Regions from separate parts of the Homo sapiens genome. Here region 1 is linked to region 2. A link is an interaction called in ENCODE POLR2A ChIA-PET data of the cell type or tissue named here. Cell type or tissue: MCF 10A. All regions are shown on one strand. Links, peaks and the distances in the headings refer to the core of each region. The heading gives the core; the rest is flanking DNA. Region 1 has its middle 60 kb from the start of FOXP1-DT. Region 2 overlaps FOXP1 (forkhead box P1).

Evidence for each region. Peaks named below come from ENCODE experiments on the same cell type or tissue, not always from the same donor. Only the 100,000 strongest peaks of a DNase experiment are listed, where the experiment ranks them.
Region 1: POLR2A ChIA-PET joins it to region 2 with 5 read pairs; 2 of 35 experiments call an interaction of 5 or more read pairs at or near these places.

What each region holds. Positions count from the first base shown.
Region 1 is chr3:71,642,781-71,647,174 of GRCh38, forward strand. No RefSeq gene overlaps it. Among named protein-coding and RNA genes, the nearest start is that of FOXP1-DT, 60 kb to the left of the region's middle. RefSeq lists an enhancer at 2,307-2,816. In MCF 10A, for the core only: no CTCF peak of the experiment used is centred there; no DNase peak of the experiment used is centred there.
Region 2 is chr3:71,501,661-71,506,054 of GRCh38, forward strand. The region is part of intron 2 of FOXP1 (forkhead box P1); the gene reads right to left. Among named protein-coding and RNA genes, the nearest start is that of MIR1284, 38 kb to the right of the region's middle. RefSeq lists an enhancer at 1,956-3,155. In MCF 10A, for the core only: no CTCF peak of the experiment used is centred there; DNase peaks (open chromatin) are centred at 2,071, 2,391 and 2,711.

The DNA of each region.
Region 1 (4,394 bases), core at 203-4,202, 140 kb after region 2:
CCTCCTGGGTAGCTGGGATGACAGGCACATGCCACCAGGCCCGGCTAATTTTTTAATATTTTTTAGAGATGGGGTTTTGCCATGTTGCCTGGGCTGGTCTCAAGCTCCTGGGCTCAAGCGATCTGCCAGCCTTGGCCTCCCAAAGTGTTGGGATTACAAGTGTGAGCCACCATACCCAGCCTCAGTGACTTTTTCACTTAAATAGAATACTGTCTCATTTAAGCAGAAATCTTGTCGGAGGCAATAAGGGCCCTAGGAATTTGCTGAGTCTCCCAAATCTCCCTTACCTCCATGCTCCAAGTACTCCAAATCTCCTACCATCATGGTCCAACATGCATATACAATCTCTTCTGTAAGAATCTGCTCACGATAGACTTAAAACTCATTACAACTCATTAAGGATAGTTGAAAAAATTTAAGTTGAAGAGCAATAAATGACATCGCACAGCCAAATAGAATCTTCTTTCCTTGATAGAGTGAACAGTGGATGTTTTCGCCCTCGCCACATCCATTTCACCTTCTTTTGATTTCCCTTTGAGTAAACCTGGCACTTGCTCCACGGGGGGCTTAGTGGGGCTGACCTTAATTCCTCCTCTCTCCTTAGGTGCAGGATGGGCATGTGATTTGGATCTGCCAAACAAATGACTTCTATCCCCCGAGCTACACCATTTGGTTCATCTGCTGGTCTTATGTGACTCAGTCCTGGAAATTTTGCTGGGCTACTGATAAAAAGAAACTCTCCTTTCCCTGAGATTATCATCAGCTACAACAGCTATAAGGAAGACACAATCCTAGAGCTGCCCAGGAACAAAGCCAACACAGGAGGTGGCAGAGTTGCTGAGAAGTAGAGAGGAGAATGAACACTCATTGCATCCTTTGAGTGACCGAATACAGTCATACCTAAAGTCCATGCCTTGAATTTGGTAGTTTCAAAGAAAGCCAGAAGTTTCCTTCTATTCTTATGCAAGCTGAGTTGGGTCTCTGAATCTCACACTCAAAAGAGCTCATAGTAATACCATAAATTCAACCACATGTTTTGGAATTGCATTGACCTAGCCCGACTTGCTCCTGTATTTTCCCAAATCTTACTCAAGTGGCCTAAGATTTACTAATCTGAATGGATGGAACTGGAGATCATTATGTTAAGTGAAATAAGTCAGGCACAGAAAGACAAACATCGCATGTTCTCACTTATTTGTGGGATCTAAAAATCAAAACAATCGAATTCATGGACATAGAGAATAGAAGTATGGTTACCGGAGACTGGGAAGGATAGTGGGGCATGGGAGGGCGGGGAAGATAGGGATGGTTAATGAGTACAGAAAAATAGAATGAATAAAACTTACTGCTTGACAGCACAATAGGGTGACTATGGTCAAAAATAACTATACATTTAAAAATAAAGGGTGTTATTGAATTGTTTGTAACTCACAGGATAAATGCTTGAGGTGACAGATACCCCATTCTCCATGATGTGCTTATTTCACATTGCATGCCTATATCAAAACTTCTCATTTACCACATAAATTATATATATCTACTATGTACCCCCCCAAAAAAAATGTAAAAATTAAAAAAATAGGTTGGGCATGGTAGCTCCTCACTCCTGTAATCCCAGCACTTTGGGAGGCTGAGGCAGGCAGATCACTTGAGGTCAGGAGTTCGACACCAGCCCGGCCAACATGGTGAAACCCTGTCTCTACTAAAAAATATAAAAATTAGCCAGGCATGGTGGTGCACACCTTTAGCCCCAGCTACTTGGGAGGCTGAGGCACAAGAATCACTTGAACCTCAAGTTGCAGGGAGCCAAGATCACACCACTATACTTCAGCCTGGGTGAAAGAGCGAGACTCCGACTAAAACTAATAATAATAATAATTATTATTATTATTTTAAAAAATGAAAAAAACGAGATTCACTAATTTGCTAATCTTGCTTGTTTTTACTTCATGTGCTTAACTTCATGTGCCTGGGAGTTAAATGTTTCAACATAAGAAAAGGAAAAACACAATTCATTCCAAATGGGAATTCATTAGATAACTCAATTCTCTGTAGTAAGCCCAATTAATGATGTTTAGAAAAAAATAATTATGTGCCTTGCACATTATGCAATATTTACTAAACACCTACTAAGCTCCAGGCTGCTGCAAATAAGGCAGTGAATAAAGCCAGGAAAATAATTCCTGCTCTCATGGAACTCATATCCTAGTAGAGGAGAAACTGATGATAAACAAACATATAAATAAGCAAAGAAGGGCACAGTGAGAGAAAATGGTGCAGAAGGTGATGTGATTTTAGACAGATGGCCAGGAAGCTCTCAGATAAGGTGACATTTTTGCAGACACTGAAGCAGATTGGGGAAGAGCATCCTAGGCAAGGAGAATTTAGAGGCCAGAGCGGGAGTGTGCTTGGCATGGAGGAGGCCAGCATGGCTGGAACAAAGGAAATGAGGAGAACAGTGAGCTCAGCAAGCTAGCCAGGGGCCAGATCATCTGGGGCTTTCTGGTCCTGGAAGGACTTTGGGCTTCATTTTGCTGTGATGGGAAACCTTTGGTGGGTGGGGCAGAAGAATTGCCTGTGTTTACAAGACAAAAGGATCACTCTAGTACCATGCGGAGAATGAACCACAGAAGGGCAAGAGTGAAAGCAGAGAGACAAGTTAGGAGGTCTCTGTGGTCCAGGCAAGAGAGGACTGGGCCTGGGAGGTTGCGGTGGAGGTGATGAGAAGGAGCTGGATTGTGAATTTGTTTTGTTTTGTTTTGTTTTGTTTTTGGAGATGGAGTCTCACTCTGTCACCCAGGCTGGAGTGCAGTGGCGCGATCTCAGCTCACTGCAACCTCTGCCTTTCGGGTTCCAGCAATTCTCCTGCCTCAGCCTCCTGAGTAGCTGGGATTACAGGCTTGCACCATCATGCCTGGCTAATTTTTGTATTTTTGGTAGAGACAGGGTTTCACCATGTTGGCAAGGCTGGTCTTGAACTCCTGACCTCAGGTGATCTACCCGCTTTGGCCTCCCAAAGTGCTGGGATTACAAGCATGAACTACCATGCCTGGCTGCGAATGTATTTTGAATGTGGAGCTACCTGGGTTGAGGGATGGATTGGATGTTCCATGTGAGCAAAGAGAAGAATCGAATGTGAGACTCCAAGTTTTTAACACATGCCTAAAGGTGAATGGAGGTGCCATTTCCTAAGATAAGGAGGATGGCAGGAAGAACCAGTTTGGGGGTGAGACTTAAGAATTTCGTTTTGGACATATATTTTTTTATTGTGGTAAAATTTATATTACATAAAAATTACCATTTTTACCATCTTAAAGTGTACCATTCAGTAGCATTACATACATTGACAGTGTTGTCACCATCACCATCATCCATCTCCAGAACTCTTTCATCATCCCAGGCAGAAATTCTGCAATCCTTAAACTCTAACTCCCTCTCCTCCACTCCCTGCAGACCCTGGTAACCTCTATTTCACCTCCACCTCTATTGCACATGGAAGTATAAGATGCCTGCTGGACATCCAAGTGAAGATGTTGAAAGGCAGTTGGTATACTGATTCTGGGTTGAAGGGAGAGACAAGAGCTAGAGACATCCATTTGCGAATCATCAGCAGATGGAACAGTGTGCATACAATTCCCATTGATTCGACTGAATGTTTGACTTAGCTTCTCTCACTCCAGTGCAGCCCAGAAAATGAACATGGTGCAAGACACTGTACCCAGCATAGAGTAATGCTTCAATCAATATTTATTAGGCTGAGCAACGAAACCTTTTGCCCTGTAGTTTGAAGGAACATTCATTCATTGAACAAGAATTTTTAGAACTACAAGCCTTTAAAATAAATACTTTTCTTTCTTGAAAATAAAAAGTCTCAATGAATTTTAAATACACTGGCACTTCTTTTGCAGTTTTCAGAAATAATGTTTGATTTGTGATCTCTTTGGCTGATGATTGTGCCAAAATCCAGTACCACCTGATACCATGCTGTGCTACATAAACAGAATGGGAGTGACGTGACCAGATGTGTTTTGTCAAGATGAGGACCAATCAGCTTGAGAAACAGGAGAAGAGCTTCTGTCTAAACCCAGGCATACAAGGTGTGTTTCAAAATTGCCAACCTTGATTCAAATTACCCTCGTGGCATTTAAAGAAAAATGTGGTCATGCAAAGAGGTAAAATTATGGCTACCAAGATGAGACTCAGACAGCAATTTATCTTCAGCCAACAAATGTTTTCTACACAGAATAATCTTCAAGTGCCAGTTCTTGATCATTTCAGTTACATGCAAGTATTTAGGAACTGCTGAGCCTAAGTGGGCAGCAGCCCTTTGGCATGTCTATGTGTGTAATGCATAACTGGGGTGTGGGAGACATTGGAATTTATCTTTGGGTGAT
Region 2 (4,394 bases), core at 222-4,221:
AAAATAGAAAGAATGAATAAGACCTGGTAGTTGATAGTACAGCAAGGTGACTATAGTCAAAATAATTTAATGCCACTAACCACCTTGAATCCATTGCTCCTCCCAGTGCACACAATCCACCTTCACGTTTCTGAACTCGGTGTCTTTTACATCATCTAAGACTCATATTGTGGTACCCAGTGCCCTGAAAACCCTGGTATCCCTCAAGATGGCCTTGTCTTTTCTACTGACTTCCTGTTCAAGCTCTTTGGTTTCTTTCGCAGAGTGAGATCAGCAAGGCAGGGTCTGGGATTTGCAGGTTATATCCTGGATGGTGGCACGACAGCGCCTGGAACACAGAAGGTTGGGAGGCGTGACGCTCATCAGGAAGGCTCTTTTGGGGAGCCAGGAAGAGTCCCCCAGAAGCCCACTTGGCACCCTATCTATAACAAGTTGCTCTTTAAGAATCATGGGAACTCCAGAATCATTTTCACAAATACCTTCCACTCATGATTCAATTAAATGGCAGAAAACACAAACCTTCCGTTCCCACTGGCAAACTGGGTCTAGCTAACTGAGCACAGCTAGCACAAGGCAGGCCCCCTGCTAGCAGGGCAAGTGGCGGCCCGGTCCCCAAGGCCCAGGGGAGCCTCTGCAGCTCCCTGGAAGGACGGTCAAGTGAACAGAGAGCTGGCTGCCATCTGGGTTCTTTATAAGGCTTTTGTGGTAAACATGTTTACTTTCTTTTGATTGGCTAGGCTTATCAAGTATTTTGTTTTGAGTCTTGCTCTATAAACATGTTTACTTTGAGGGGAGAGCTTTTTTGATAGCTAGCACACTTGTTTTTCACACTTTTAAATTCAAAACATATTTTTCACAGCCTGTGGTAAACAACTCAAGGTGGTAAACAAATTATATTATTTTCATCTTCACACTAGAGAGGTGATCCCTATGTATCTATTCAAAGGCTTGAACTGGGTTGCCGGTAACCAAGGCTCTCTACTGGATGAGAACAAGAATTATATTCATAATGATGATGTTACTAAAAGGAAAACATTACAATGGCAAATCCTGCAGTATCAAACCTAAGCCTCAGTTTCCCCAGTGGGAACATTCTAGAAGAAGCCAGCCATAACAACAGCAGGGGTAGTCCTATTAATTGATGACATCCATATTTTCCATGAAAAATTAAGGTTATGTAACCGGCATACATAACAGCTAATACGGGAGGAAAAATCAAATAATGTTTCAAAGAATGAAGAAACCAACTAGGTCACAACACTAAGTGCAATTCTTTTGAGATCTGTTTTCTGTGATGATTTTTGCCTGCTTTACAATTAGAAAAAAAAAAAAAAACAAGTAGTAGCCTCTAATGTAAAACTGAAAAGCCTTCCATTATTGGAAAAGGAGTAAAATAACAAAAGAGTTAAGAGAAGAAAAAAAAGGAACATATCTCTTGAGAGAAAACCAATGGTCCCTGAAGTAGGATTTAAAAGTGCTGTTTACATAGAGGCATCAGAAGAGCCCCTCTGTGGAGGTAAGTGTGAAGTCCCATAGCAGTGGAGCCAAATCTGTTTTCTAGAGAGTTCTCTTGGTCTCCATGTTCCAACTAGAAACAAAAGCCATCTTACCAGAGGCCTTTGTAGTTAGTTACAAATTACTTAAAGGAATAAAAATACAGGCCAAATTACTTGCTAAAATAAATAAAGCCCCCAGCCCCCAAATCATCTTCTAAGCTTATGCTCAAGTTAAGTTAAAAAGCAAACAGAATTTCAACATGATGAAACCCCATCTCTACTAAAAATACAAAAATTAGCTGGATGTGGTGGCACACACCTGTAATCTCAGATACCCGGGAGGTTGAGACAGGAGAATCACTTGAACCCAGGAGGTGGAGGTTGCAGTGAGCCAAGATAGTGCCATTGCACTCCAGCCTGGGCAACAGAACGAGACTCTGTCTCGAAAAAAAAAAAAAAAAAAAACACCACGAATTAAGGTTGTAGCACCACACTATGGTAAACCTCCTCAGTGACTCGATGTTATTATTTCGTCAGGTATGGTACTGTAGGGAGGGGAGAATGGCAGAAGACACAGGAAGCCTGTATGGAGCCTCATCCATCATTCAGGCCAGATCATGTACAGAACATACAGGCATCAGAGTACAAACATACTAAGTAGCCTTGTTTTCCAAGGTTATAACATGCTCTGGGGACATGCTCATTAGGGGGTCAGGAGAAGGAGCCAAGGGCATTTGGAGGCAGCCACTATTCCTGACTTTCAGATTCTCTTCTATCAAGGAAGAAGACCAAAATAAATAATTTCCAGGTAGTTTTAGCAGAAGTGCAGCAAGACCCAGGGGGTGAGTACACATCACAAATTCCCAGGAAGATCAACGCCATCCCAGCTTTGCCAACAACTGTTTGAGATGTTTCGCAAGTCAGTGAGCTTCTCGGAACCTGAGTTTCCCTTCTTATAAAATGAAGGCATTTGAATCCCATCTTTTTGAACAATACTATGTCATAATTTTATGCCTCAAATCGAAAAAAACACTTTGGGGGATAACCGAGAATTCCAGGCTACATCATCCAATCAATACAATACTTGGAGCACTTTCAAAAAACCCACCAAGGAACCAAAGCTACCATAACTTAAAAGGAGCAGAAACGAAATTTCAGATTAATATGACGTTGGCCAGTGACTAGTCATCAAGCATACTTCAGCATTTAGTTGTCTGAGCAGACAGGTGACTCAGCGGGAAATGGGTTACCCAGCCAGCCACGCTCATCTGACCCACTGCCTCAAAGTAATTTTTCCTCAATTTTCAAAACCAAGAAAGTAAATGACTAATGAAATGACTGAAGAATAACTTCCAGACAATTCTTACATTAAAAAATAAAACCAAACTTCAGCACAACAGTAAGTAGATGAGAAGAAAACAACCCGGCTCAGAGCTGTCCAACGTCTGATGGCCACAGTTCCTTCTGACAAAGGAAACGTGCACATTCCAGGGTGTGTGGAATGATGTGGTTTGGAAATGTCTCGAGGCGCCAAGGGAAGAGCTGATGATCAGGACAATGTCATCAAGAAAAGTGTCACGGAGCCCAAGTGGTGACATTTCTGTTGCAAATATGAGAAAGGAAAGGAACACGCTGGTCCTTCACCCTGGTGTTCAATGCGGTCGTAGGACTTTTGGATATTCTCCTGGGTACTTCCAGTTCTAACACCAACTAACATGTGCAAAGCCTGTGCTGCACTGCACATGAGGTACTCTGTCCATAGCATTTTCATCCACCCTCTTATTAAGCCTTATAACGGTGGCAAGAGTAAATGCTATTATCTTACAGATGAACGAACCAAGGCTGGTGAAGGGAAGTCCTTTACCCAAGACCACAGTCAGTGACAGAGCCACATCTTTCTGAAACCCAAGCCTCGTCCCTTAACCACCAGTGAATACTACTGAGTACCATTTTTCCAACAGCTCAAACAGGAAAAGTAGGAACGTTTGGAATGGTTCCCAAAATAAAGACAACCTGGCAACATAGAGTTATAATTCTGTTCAGACCTCTACGTTGCCTCCCACTGTCTAAAACCCTTGGCTTCTTGCGTGAAGTCAGGCAAACCCGGGAAGCAGAAAAGCAAGGACCCAAGTCACCCCTGGTAGTGCAGCTTGGAAATGAGACAGGACATCTCCCCCAAGACAGGAGACAAGGAGGGAGTTTATGACGGCATATGAGGCATGCACTCAGTCCTCCTATTGGACTGTAGAAGAGGGATGCTTTTTTTTTTTTTTTTTTTTTTTGAGATGGAGTCTCACTCCGTCGCCCAGGCTGGAGTGCAGTGGTGCAATCTAGGCTCACTGCAATCTCCGCCTCCCCTCCCAGGTTCAAGCGATTCTCCTGCCTCAGCCTCCAGAGTAGCTGGGATTACAGGCGCTTGCCGCCACGCCCGGCTAAATTTTTGTATTTTTAGTAGAGACAGGGTTTCACCGTGTTAGCCAGGATAGTCTCGATCTCCTGACCTCATGATTTGCCTGCCTCGGCCTCCCAAAATGCTGGGATTACAGGCGTGAGCCACTGCGCCCAGCCCTGAAGAGGGATGCTTTCTATTCTTCTCTCGGTCTCCCTTCAATTCTCCCATTTTCTTCTGAATCACAACTGTGGGCATCGTCCCCCTTCCTCTCCTACTTCTTCCCCTCCACGAATGTCACCTGTCACTAAAGTCTAAAGGATGAGATTATCACTTCCGCCCGGAAGCCTCTCAAATGAAATTAAATCAAACATTTATTGCACTGTGGTACCACATGCACTGGGTGAGGTGGGGGATACCCAGGCACAGTCTGCCTCTCTGGGCAAGAAGTTAAATAACAATGTGCGATTTAAATAACATTTCAAGACAACAATAAGAGCCTTGTCACC